Regions from separate parts of the Mus musculus genome. Here region 1 is linked to region 2. Evidence: chromatin contacts called from ENCODE Hi-C or POLR2A ChIA-PET data. All regions are on one chromosome and are shown on one strand. The core of a region is the stretch at or near the end of the contact, and the rest is flanking DNA. Distances in the headings are between cores, read along the strand shown.

Evidence for each region. Hi-C counts contacts between places; a loop is a spot of excess contacts on that map. ChIA-PET counts read pairs that join two places held with the same protein, here RNA polymerase II (POLR2A).
Region 1: a loop to region 2 is called in a map of heart, with 4 times the contacts of the local background. The contact joins two enhancer-like sites. A Hi-C loop is called at or near these places in 1 of 37 maps with a recorded cell type or tissue (heart). POLR2A ChIA-PET finds 5 or more read pairs at or near these places in 1 of 5 experiments (Patski).

What each region holds. Positions count from the first base shown.
Region 1 is chr5:113,207,733-113,213,784 of GRCm38, reverse strand. All of the region lies in intron 1 of 2900026A02Rik (RIKEN cDNA 2900026A02 gene), which reads left to right. Among named protein-coding and RNA genes, the nearest start is that of 2900026A02Rik, 11 kb to the left of the region's middle. Within about 2 kb of position 3,849, at least 1 of the 3 ENCODE cell types and tissues checked has a DNase peak (open chromatin) inside an H3K27ac peak, as active enhancers do; it is heart, where a contact is called at or near this core.
Region 2 is chr5:113,127,536-113,134,235 of GRCm38, reverse strand. The region is part of intron 6 of 2900026A02Rik (RIKEN cDNA 2900026A02 gene); the gene reads left to right. Among named protein-coding and RNA genes, the nearest start is that of 4833439F03Rik, 6.9 kb to the left of the region's middle. Within about 2 kb of position 1,420, at least 1 of the 3 ENCODE cell types and tissues checked has a DNase peak (open chromatin) inside an H3K27ac peak, as active enhancers do; it is heart, where a contact is called at or near this core.

The DNA.
Region 1 (6,052 bases), core at 2,600-5,099, 77 kb before region 2:
GCCTTTGCTAGTAAGGTTTAGGGGTCATGCTGTTGGCCCTTGCACCTCATCTGCCGGCTTGTCCTGCTGGAGTGTTCTTGCATCTAAGAGGCCCATTGCCTGGCTGGACCTTAGCAAGTCCCTGGCTGACCTTCAGGGACTTGAAAAGCTGGGTTGGGGCCTCTCGACATGGGAGGGGGATTTCTGTGCCCTTGAGATCTGAAGTTCAGATCTCAAGCTCAGGCTTGTGTTTCCTAGCCTGTGATCAGACAGACCGACAGACAGGCAGGCAAACAGACAGGTTCTGACATGACTACCTGAGCCTGAACATCTACTAAGGAAGGAAACTCCTTTAGTTCCTGAGGCACCAAGAGCCACCTCCAAGTATCCAGTCAGCAGAGAGGGCTGAGGAGGTTCGAGGGCTTCTTGGCTCTGACACACACACACACACACACACACACACACACACAAGAGACATACACAAACATATACACAAAGACACACACACATAGATACACATACACATAGATACACACACACACATACACACCCATACAAACATATGCATACACACATACGCAAACATACACATACATAAACACACATACCCACAGATACACGTACATACTCATATACACACAGACACATACATACACATATACATACATACACAGACACACACAGACACATACGAACATGCACACACAGACATACATACATAAACACACATACACAGACACACACACATACACATATACATACACACACAGACATATACATACATAACACACTGACACACATACATACACACACATACACATATACACACATACACAGACATATACACACACATATACATACATACACAGACTCATACACACATATACATACAGACAGACAGACACACACATACATACACACATACACACACACACACACACACACACTCAGGTCACCCCACTGGGCTTTACTTGAGCTAGTCTCAGAGTCACGGCCCCGCAGTGAAAACAGCCAGCCATGGCATCCAAGTAGAAGGTGACTTTGATAACACAAACACAGGAAAGTAAACAGCACCGGCCAGTCCCTGAGCATTGCTGTTACTGTAAGCTTCACGCCTGAGGAGGCCTGGTACTCTCTGTTCTGGTGGTCAGCTCGGGTCGGGTGCTCCCCACCTTCACACACATGGGGTTATGAAGGGGTGGAGGAGGGAAAGAGGAGGAGGGAGAGAGGAGCCCTGGAAGGGAGGGGGCCCTGAGTCCCTGTGGCTGGTGGCTGGCACATGTCCTGTGGGGGTTGGTGATACACCTCCAGGGCATCCCCTGCCCACAGCAGAACCTCAGAAGGCTGCAGGAAGCTTTATTGGTAGGACCCTTCAGCTGGCAGACATCCCTGCCAAGGTTGGGCACTGAACCTCGGGCACAGGTCAGGCCACTGGAAGACAGGCAAGAGAGGGAGCTTGTATGTCCTCGCCGTGGGTCACTAGTCTAATGACTGATTCTACTCAGTGCTCTGTCTCCTGTGTGACCTTGTGTGGGGCCCTTGACCTCTCTGAGCTTCTTTCAAGTACTCACTGGGCACCTGCAGGGGTCAGCTCTGCTGGTTGTTGCAGGGAGCACACAACGGAGATGGTGTTTATGGAATGGAGGGAGGGGGCAGGACTTGAGGGAGGAGAAGGTGCACCCGAGAGCTAGGCTTTCGTGGTTCGTAGCTGTGCATCTCTTTCTGGTAAGGACAGCGGTCACCATTGGTACTGGCCACCTGACCTCATTAAGAGCTGTTTGGGGCTGGGGTGACAGTTCAGTAGGGTGCTTACCGTTTAAGAAGGAGGAGCCACATGCTGGGATTGGAGGCTTAAGTGTGCATGAGTGCATGTATGTGGAGTGCTCAACTAGTTGGTGAGCTCCAGGTCCCAGGGAGAGACCCTGTCTCAAAAATGAAAGTGAAAAACAGACAGAAATAAGCAAACCCAGCAAGCAACGTGAAAGTAGACAGACACATACACACAGATGTACACACTTGCACACACATGCATGCATACACACACAGACAGACATGCACTTACACACACAGATATATACATTCACAGACACACACATCCATGTGTACACACACAGACACAGACACACACTCATAGACATACTCACACATGCATGCATACACAGACAAATATGCACATACCTACACACAGAGACACACACACAGACACATGCACAGACACATAGACAGACAGACACATGCACACACAGAGAGACATACACATATGAACACACAGTCACATATAGACACACATACACATGCATGCACACACAGACACTCTCAGACACACAGACACATGCACAGACACACAGACAGGCAGACACATGCACACACAGAGACACATACACATATGAACACACAGTCACATATGGATACACGTGCATGCACACACAGAGACACACACAGGCACACACATGCATTCATACACACAGAGACACTTAAGCTCCAATCCCAAATACACTTGCTCACTCGTTTCACATGGGTCTTTGTACTTTGGAAACAGGGTCTCATGTAGCCCAGGCTAGGCCTTAAACTTATTACATAGCTGAGGCTGACCCTGTCCTCCTGATTGAGCTACTGAAGCCCGTGTTCTCAGTGCTGGGATAAGGACTGAGGGCATCATGCACGGCAGGCTGGTTCTCTACACTGAGCCGCACCCCAGACCTGCCTCCTGTGTTTCTATTCTTACCCCCTTGATAGAAGGCTCAGCAGCCCTGCTGCCACCCTAGAAGATGGTGGCCTGGAGAGAGTGAGCTCTATTCCCAGGCTCACACAGCTGGGATGAGAATTAAAGGTTGTGGCCAGTTCTGTGTGTGCCACAGGCCTGAAGATGAAGGTCACCTCAAACACAGCTGGGTCATGGGGAAAGGCCTCAGACAGGGAGTCCTGGCTGCTAAGAGGCCAGGGACACAGTTTCCACCATCAGTGTGGTTTGCCCCCTTGCATAGAGGAGCATGAGGGAGCCTGGCCACCTGCCACCTACCCTCGAGTCTCCCAAAGAATTCAGATGGAAGTCTTGGTCCCAGAACTAAAGCCCAGGCCAGGAGGCTCTGACTGCCCGGCCCCTGTGATCCTCTTCCCCAGCCCTGAGTGTGCGTGGGCGTTGTGTTTGCCCCCCAGGACCTAACACAGCCAAGGCTCCTCTCCCAGGTATGGGTGTGCCCGCTTGTCCCTGCATCACAGGGTCTGAAATTTCCAGGGTGGTGAGAGGCCTGGCTTCCTGAGTTACTTTAAACTCTTGTCCCTGTCTATCAAGGAAGGAGAAAGAATGGAGATTGGGAAGGGCCAGCCAGCATCCTCTCCGCCTGCTGCATATCCCACAGCTCCCCTCACCCCCCACTTCCTTAAGGTTTCCTTGATGTGCGCTCAGGGTAGCAGGAGGTCCTTCTGGAGAAAGCTGAGCAGTGACTCCCAGGAGGCAGGGGTGGGGGTGGGGGTGGAGGGGGTGTTTCTCTGTGCCCACGTCCGTGCCCCTGTGTTACTGGCTACCATGTTGCGTGGAGAAAAGAAGTTAAATTGGGTTTTTGGAGCTGAGGGGGAGCCATTTCCTTCCTCCTTGAGAAAGGCCTGTGTGAATGAATCACGTCCTGTCTTTAAATTCGCAGCCTACCAATGTCAAGGCCTCGCTGGCACTGCCGGACTGACGGAGGCCTGCCTGCTCAACGGATGTTGGGCAGCGATTGACTTCAGATGCCCTAAGAGGTGTCACCGGTGGCTCTTATGGGAGCCAAGTCTCTCTGTGTAGCATTCTGCCACTTACCAGCATGTCCTCTTGGGACACACACACTGGGTCCCGGGCTCTCGGCAGCTGTTCTCACAGGAACCTGGACCTATCCCGGAGGGGAGGTCTGGATAGGGCAAGGCCGGAGCCCTGGCGCTCACAGTCTGGATGCTGAGGTTTTGGGAAACACCAGCCCCTTATTTACTTTCCTCTGGGAAGCACAGTGCAGAGTCGCGGTCCTGAAGACCCAGGGGCATCACGGGCCCTACTGAGGTCTCCTCTCACTTTCTGCATGGACTCTGCCTGGTCGGGCGACCCTCACATCCATGGGCCCTGCTTCCTGGATCCGCTGCCTGGGAAGCCCCTCCCTTGGCAGGCTCCTCCTTCACATGTAGGTCTGAGCCTAGGTCCCATGTCCCCTTTCCCAGGAGGCTTCAAGGTTAGGGTTAGGACTGTAGACCTGGACCCCGCCCCCTGACCTCTGACCCTTCCACGTTGCCCAACCCCCTGCCAGTTCTTCCTCCCGAAGCGCAGGAGACATCACTACCTAGACGGTTCTTATTTAACAAGGTCTTGCAGAGTGACCCGTAACTACAGGCTCGCAGGTGGCCTGTCCTCCTATGGAGCTTGCTCTGACCAGGGAACCGGAGTGCTTAACATTCTGGATTCTGAGCCTCAGGAATTCAGGGCTAGTCAGGGCTCTAAGGGAAGCATCTGGCACTGGAGAGAGTGGGAGGAGGGCCGACCCTGACTAAGGAAAGGGAGGGTCCTGGGTGGGGAAGCTTGCATTTGGGTGCATTCCCACTGCCGAGCCCGAGCCCTTCACTGTCTCTCAGAAAACACTGCTATTGTCTGATTTCCAGCTCTGGAAGGGAGGGCGAGGGGACCTCTGCCAAAGGGACGTTTGTTTATTTGAGCGTTGGATGAGAGTGGCTGTCCTCCTAAGACCTTGGCTCCAGGAGCCTCATTGGGGTTTGTGGATGGGGCAGATGGCAGTAAACCACACTCTGCCTCTTTGTTAAGCATTAAAAACAAGAAGGTTTTTGCTAGAACCTGCTGCTCTGCAAACAGCCGAGCTACCCCACAGAGGCCTCCCCCATCAGAACAGCACACCACTGCTCTGACAGGGTGGGGAGGCATTTTGCAGGGTGCAGATTTTGCCAATTCTTTTTTTTTGGGGGTGGTGGCTGTTCTTTTCAACTTTGCAGAGCTACAGATGTGTCCAGCTTTGTGGACGCCCTTCCCGACACCCTTCCTGCTTAGCATCACGCCCTTAGCTGCTTTGTGAACTTCCCTTGGGATAGTTTAATCCCAAGCCAGGATGCCCCAGTCTGTTTAGCCACTCCCCAGTCTCTGGGCAAGCACGTTCCTTTAGCCTTGTGCCCCAGTGCCCTCCTCTGATTTCTACCATGGTGTACTGTGCAAGGGAAGGGTTCTTTCTTCCCACGAGTTTTCTACCACAGGGCCTTTGCACAACTCCTCTTTTTCTCTGTGTGTGTTGTTGTATGTGTGTGTATAGTATGTGTGTGTATATGCATGTGTTGTTTCCCTTGTATGTATTTGTGTGTTGTATGTGTGTGTATGCATGTGTTATCTTTGTGTGCATTGTATGTATTTGTGTGTGGGGGGCACATATGTCATAGATAGATGTTGGGTGTCTTCCCTGCTGACCCTCTTTCTCAGTGGCTGACTCCACCTCTCCCTGATAGGCTGGGTTGGCAGGCTAGCTGTGAACGAGGTGACTTCAGGAGTGGGTGGTTAACTTTGCGACTGTTGGCCTTGGCTTCCTGCCCTGGGCTGGATCCCTGTGTACTTCCTTAGCGCCTCCGGCAGTCAGACACTGAGTCTGCTCCTCTGGCCCAGCTGGGGAAACTGAGGGCCCAGTTACACAGCTGACATCATGAGCCAGAACCCCAGTCCCACTCTGACCACACAGTCACACCCCATCCAGGCAGCCTGACCCTCAGGATCCTGATTTTGAAGGACTGTCCTAGTTCACTCCTGCTAGTTAGCCGCTGAGCAGTTAAGACTTTGGGACTCTGCAATTTTGTAACAAGCATGAGCTTGGTTCAGGCAAGTATCCCTTTCTACTTTACTTCCTCCCCTCAGTGCTCCCTGGTGTCTTAGGGTTACTATTGTAATGAAATGCCATGGCCAATACACTTGAGGAGGAAAGGGTCTATTTGGCTTACACTTTCATATCACAGGACAGGCACTCTGTCAGGGCAGGAACCTGGAGGCAGGAGCTGATGCAGAGGCCATGGAGGGTGCTGCTTACTGGCTTGTTCCCCATGGCTTGCTCAGCCTGTTTTCTTA
Region 2 (6,700 bases), core at 171-2,670:
CCACCAAAGAAGGCCTGAATAGAGAACATTGAAAGGCTTGGCGGAGGCTGGTGTGCAAGAAGAACCCAAGGCCAAGGTGGCTGGCTCAGTGAGTGGGACAGGATAGTCTGGGTGACAGGGCCTGGCTATGCAGGGCTGAGAACACGGGTAAGAGCATTGAGTTTGGGACCAGGAAGTGCTGTCATCATTGTGGGCCTCTGCGGAATGCTGGGTGAGGACAGAATTATTTTATTGAGCACCTACTGTGTTCCTAACATGGTTGTCACATCTTTTGTGTACCAGATACAGATTCATTGCATCTCCTAAGCACCTACTATGTGCCTACTCCTACTGTGTACCAGGTACAGATGCATCACATACCCTAAGCACCTACTGTGTGCCTTCTGCGTACCAGGTACAGATGCATCACATACCCTAAGCACCTACTGTGTGCCTTCTGTATACCAGGTACAGATGCATCACATAACCTAAGCACCTACTGTGTGCCCTCTGCGTACCAGGCACAGATGTATTGCATCTCCCAAGCACCTACTATGTACCTGTCACTGTTTCTGCATTTCTCCTGGATGCTGGCCCTGAGGAGAGTTCAGCCACACAGCCCCTCTTCCCTCTCCCAGAGCCCTCCCACCCCCCAGGTATCCAGGCTTCCAGCTGCACCCCAGGCCTGGCATGATGTCACTTGTCCATGCGGGCGGGCAGGACAGACAGTTTTCTTCTGGTGAGGCCCCTCCCAAGCTCAGGTCTCTTTTCACCGTCCTGGCGGAGGAATGATGTCACTTCATAGAGAACAATGGTCCCTTTATGGTCCCCAGAGGGGCCCAAGGCTGGGTCGCAGAGCAGGTGCCTCTGGAGTTACAGGCAGGGTAGGGACAAAGGACTTGGCTGCTCCCCAGGGAGCCACTGGGCTCCTGCTGATCCCCCTGCCCCCAAAGCGGGGCGTGTTCGTTTTCCATGTGGAAAATACAGGAACATGGGAAAACAAAACACGGCTCACACGGCTCACACGCTCTCCCAGGGTTGAAATCCACTTGGCATCTGAGCTGCTTCCTTCCCCTCTCTCTTCCTCTCCCAAACAAACCTCTAGCCTCTGTCTCCTCTCAGAGAAATGGACAGGGCAGTGGAAGCAGCTCTATGGAGCACTATCAGGCCCCTGGTGCCATGGTGCCCTGCTGTGTTCGTGAGTTCCAGTCCTCTGCTCTCTGTCTGGACACTTGGCGTCTATGGGATGAAGCCTCCCTCTGCAGCCGCTCTGGCCTTTGTCCGAGGCCCCTGGGCTCTCGCTTCCTCTCCCCTGCAGCAGCTCCACAGATGAGATGTTTTGTACAAAGGCCTGTTGCTTCCTCCACGGGAAACTAGTCATGTCAGACAGGAAGCCCGGAATGTTCATGTCGCTGCCACCGGGAGCCTTGTGTTGGGGCAGCGTGAGGAAGCCATGGGACTGGCTGGCTTGCACTAGGTTACCTCAGTGCTGTGCGGGCCTCGGTCTGAAGCGCTGCTTGTTCCTGTGGTGGAAACACTGAGGTGTCCTCAGACGCAAGCCCTCAAGCCACAGCTGCTTGGTGCTGCTGGCTGGGGAAATGTTCTGGTCTGTGGTGTTTTCACTGTACACACATAGACATAAATAATCACAAGGTGATAGGTTTTCAGCCATGGTGTCTCGCTCTTTTAATCCTGCTACTAAGGAGGTGGATCCAGGAGTTCAGACTTAACCTCGGCTACATGGGGAGCTCAGGGCTAACCTGGGCTATGTAACACTCAGCTTCAAAAAGCCAAAAACAAAGGCTAGGATTTCAGCAGTTGGGGAAATGCTGGCCTACTGTGTACAAAGCCATGAGTTTATTCCCCAGCACTGAACAGTGGTGGTGCTGCAGTGTAGATCTGTCATTAGGGCTCTCGCTGGGCAAAGCCTCAGCAACATTGTTGTGCCACTGTCTGGAACAAGAGTAAGCCATTACCTTCTCTAGTAACATAACTCAATTGTAAGTTTCTAATCTGATTTTTAGCAGTGGTGCAGGTAGGGCTTGAGCCTGGACTCATGTGTCTGAGCCCTTGGTACCCAGCCGGTGGCGCAGTTTTGGAAGGTTGTGGAACCTTTAAGGCTGGCAGAGCTATGCCCCTTGGGACAGGCACTTGAAGGTGACATGGCCTGAGCTGTCTGTTCCCTGAGTGTGAGATGTGAGCCACTTTGGCCCCCCAACCCTCCCGCCATGACAGTCTGAAAGTGAGTTGTGACAGGGCCTCTCAGAGGTCCCCCTCAGGTAGCACACTGTTCAGTCCCTGGCTCCTAGGATGCCCCCAGCCACCTCTGGGGTGGGGACTTAGGGGCTGGGAGTTGAATCCTGGTTCAGTCCCACTCTGAGGAGGTGGGTACATTTTGTGGTTTCTCTATGCCTCCATCTCCCTACTCTGAAGCTGTGGTAGAGATGACTTACATGCAGTTAGCTATGCACGAGGGATGCATGGTGCAGTGTCCTCCACATAGTTGGACTTCCAGAACCTTCCTGTCATGGCTGGCGCTGCCACGTTGTCACAGAGCAGCCAGACACTGGCAGGTGCCTGTGCCCACACTTACTGGTGTCCTGCAACACCCGTGTTGAGGCTGAGGTGAGCTCTTCTGCAGATGCCAGGGCTCCCTCTCCCCCTCCTCCTCTGTCTTGGAGCAGTTAGTTTGTACAAATGGCTGCCATACTCAGAGGATCTCAGAGCAACCTTGTAGAGAGGCTCACAGGGCAGGGATTGGAAGCCTCATGTCACCAGTCACTGAGGAACTGGCTCTTCAAGGCTGGTTCACCTGAAAGCAAGTCCCCAGACTGCAGGTGCGACTTGGAGTTGGCCAACATCTGGCCTCCAACCTCATGAGAGACCCTGAGGTAGACATTCATCAAATGCCGTCCTTGATCGATAGCTCTGGAAACCAGCATGGGCACGAACCGTTGTCAAGGCTATTCGTTATGCAACACAAGGTGACAGATACATACTTCTCACTGAGACCCTCGGGGATAGTAGAGTGACCTACCCATGATCCCTTTTAGTGTATGCCTTTTTTATCTCTTGGGGTTCTTGCCTATGAAGGAGGCTGTGGTCGAAGCCAGCCATCTCTTTAGGGGTTAGCGGTAACCTGCTATGTGGGGCTGGAGTGCATCGCTTATATCCAGTTGTATCCAAAGTGCTCAGCTTCCTATTTAGATCCTGCCTCACCGTGAAGGCATTGTGACCTCCACACACAGTGGCTTCTCCCCAGGCAAGGACTCCTGTCCCACTGCCCTGCCCCAGGAAAGGAAGACCCTGCAGCAGATGTTTACAAAGAACTGAAGGTGGTGAAGGCTGTGCTGGGGTGGGGCTCAGTGGTGTGAGTGCTTGCCTAGACGAGCTCCAAGACCTGAGTTTGATCCCTAATACTGTACAGACTGAGTGAATGTGGTATCACACGCCCGTGATCCCAGCACTTATGTGGGAGAGAGGAAGCTGAAGGGCCAGGAGTTCAGGGCCATTCTTGGCTATAATGAATTGGGGCTAACCTGGGCTAACTGAGGGAATCCTCTGGGTCCCCCACAATATAGAAAGGGAAAAAAAGACAGTTTCTGAAGTTGTTTCTTCTTCTTCTTCTTCTTCTTCTTCTTCTTCTTCTTCTTCTTCTTCTTCTTCTTCTTCTTCTTCTTCTTCTTCTTCTTCTTCTTCTTCCTCCTCCTCCTCCTCCTCTTCCTCCTCCTCTTCCTCTTCCTCCTCCTCTTCCTCTTCCTCCTCCTCCTCCTTCTCCTCCTCCTCTTCTTCCTCCTCTTCCTCCTCTTCTTTCTTCTCTTCTTCCTCCTCTTCCTCTTCTTCCATTTACTTTATAAACACTGATCTGGTGTTTCCTGCTAACCTTACTTGGTTGAGAGAAAATGGGGAACAAATTGAGCTAATTAAATTGGATGCAGGGCCTGGTTTTCCCTTCCCTCAGTGTTCTGAGTTCAAAACCTGGCTTGGTTGCTAACTACGGGGCTTGAGACCATCAGTCACTGTCCTTGGGAGGTGCTTAGCACAGCTTGGTGGATGGTGGTGCTGCCCAGTGTCCCCACCAGCATCCTGCAGGAGTCCTCTTGCTTCATGTGGGGCCACAGTGAGAGGCAGCGGGACTTAGGACATAGGACACAGAGTGTGACATCTCAGTGCTGAGTCTTTCAGCTGGCTCAGTGTCTCTCCAAGGTTACCTTGCAGGCAGCCTCTGAGGCTGGGCTACTATGAGCCCTGTCTAAGAGGTGGAGCCAAAGACTGAGGTCATCTAACCCGGTAAGGGGACATCTTGACTCATGGTGTCTCAGCCAACCATGGCCTAAGCAGGTGACCGTATACCTTGCAGTGGCCCTTTGAGATGGTGTCTTAGCTCTCAAAGCTGTGACAATACTGGACAAAAAGGACTTACAGAAGTGTCCTTTGGGCTTACAGTCTGAGCTGGTCACACGCCCTCACAGTCAGGGAGCTGGGATGATCTGGTTCTTGATGAGTTTTCTCCCCTGTGCCCCTCCTGGAACGATGGGGTGTACCACCCACAGTTGAGGTGGGTCTTCCCACGTCTGCTAATCCAGCCCCGAAGCCCCCCTCACAGACATACCCTGAAACGTGTCACCAGGGTAACACTGGGTTCTTTCACTCTGTTGACCATCACAGGTGGGTGAGAATCTTGCTGGCCTTGTTTTATAAATTATTAATTCAGGACCCAGAAGGGACAACTCCACAGCCGTGTAGCTCATAGTCTGTCAGCGCAGGCTCATCCCTTCTCTGGCGGCCTGGGTGGATCAAGGGTCCTTTCCCCACAGGCTGCAGGCTGCCCAGGTTTGACACTGGGGCTAGATGATTCTAATCTTGGAAGATGCCCTACATGTTGTACACTGCGTGCTGGTCATGATTTTGGATACTGGTGGCAGATCTCCCTAAGGCTCTCTCTAGCCTAGGCTGGCCTTGACCTCACAGTAAACCTTCTGCCCCAGCTTCCCGAGTCTTGGGATCTACGGTGTACAGCACCGTGCCCAGTTCTCACTCACTCACTCACTCCCAGTTTTGAGAGCCACAGATGTTCCCAGACATCAAACTGAGAAGATAAAAATGACCTCGTCCGAGGACCATCATGGTGGGCCTGCAGAGTCCCAAGGAGGAGCTGGCAGGTGAGAGGGTTCCACTCCGTGCTGGGTCCTGGCTGGCTGTGTGGCTTCGGTTTACTGACCCTGGGCAGAGCCATACCCTTTGCTGTGGAACATCCTGAGTTTTAGCTAAAGAACTCAATTCCTGCAGAGCCATGATGTCCAACCTAGAGCATATCAGGATAATGACATGTTGGTTCCAGAGCCCAGAGAGAGCAGGGGACTTGGCCTAAGTCACACAGCAAGGAGTGGGGCTTTTATCACTATTCACTTTACAAGTCACTGTCATGTCACACACGAGGTTGACAAACCCATCTGTGCTCTCTCTCTCTCTCTCTCTCTCTCTCTCTCTCTCTCTCTCTCTCTCTCCCCCACACACACACACAGCAAATGCCTTTCACAGTCTGTGAGCCCCCCCACTTTGGGTTGTGGGGCTTCACATGCAAGTACTTGCTTGATGCCAGAGTGAGTAACTCCCTGGCAGTTCCTGCCTCATCTCTCAGCAGCTCTTCCGCAAGGCCTCCAGGGCACACCTGCAATTCCACATCTGCTCAGTGAGTAGCCGAGAGAGCCTGTTCTTTATGTCAAGGTATTTGCCTTTTGCTCTGAAGAGAGAATTGGGTGGGTACAGGCACCGTGTGAGGCAGCTGTTCTCTCCACCCTCAGCAGATATATATATATATATATATATGGGGGGGGGTGCGCAGGAACCAAGAAGGTCCTGGAACCTCTGGTGCTGGGTTTGAAGAGCCGCCCACATTGTGTTGCATAAATGGCTTTATTACCCATCAATGTTCCAAGCCCCAGAGGCCAGAATAAACACTGCCCAGGGCAGGAGCTTGGCCAGGAGTTCTTCCAGGATGGACTTGGGGGATCTCCATGGTCAAGGCTAGCTAGCCACTGCAGTGCAGGGACCCTCCCTGGAGCTCCTGCTTGGGCAGCCCTGTAGTCATCTCTGTGAGGGGCTGCTGAGGAAAGGGCATTCACTGCCTCGGGGAAGCCCTGAGAAGAGTTGCTCAGTGGAGCCATCTTGACTCCACCTCTCTCCCAGCCTGAGTGCTGGCTCTGGGGTTCATTTTCCCACCTGTAACTGGACACTCTGAGGTGACCGTTAGAGACTCCTCAGTGAGCCAGCTCAGAGTCTGAGCTTTGCTTATCTGTGAGCAGGAGCCAGATTACTGAGCGAGCCTCAGTTTTTCCATCTGTAAAGGGAACCTTGGTTCCAAGTGGTGGAGAGTTTGAGCTACCAGCATAGACCTGGATGGAGTGTGTGAGTTCTCAGAACCAGGGGTTTTCCCACAGGGCTACACCTACCCTGCCCTTCCTCCTCCCCCCTTCCCCCTGGAACTGGTACTCTTCCCTTCTTCTAAGCATTTACAGGGCACACCCCCCCACACACACACACACAACAACACACAGGCTCTGCTTGCATTTCAAGGCTCACCTTACTTAAAGAGTACTGTCTGACCAGAAGAATGAGACGCCTCTCAGGGTCAGGAGAAAGATGAAAAGGGACCCAGACAGCATTGTCACAGGGCCAGTGTCCCCACCCACCACCTGTTCACTCGGGTTCCCCCCCACCC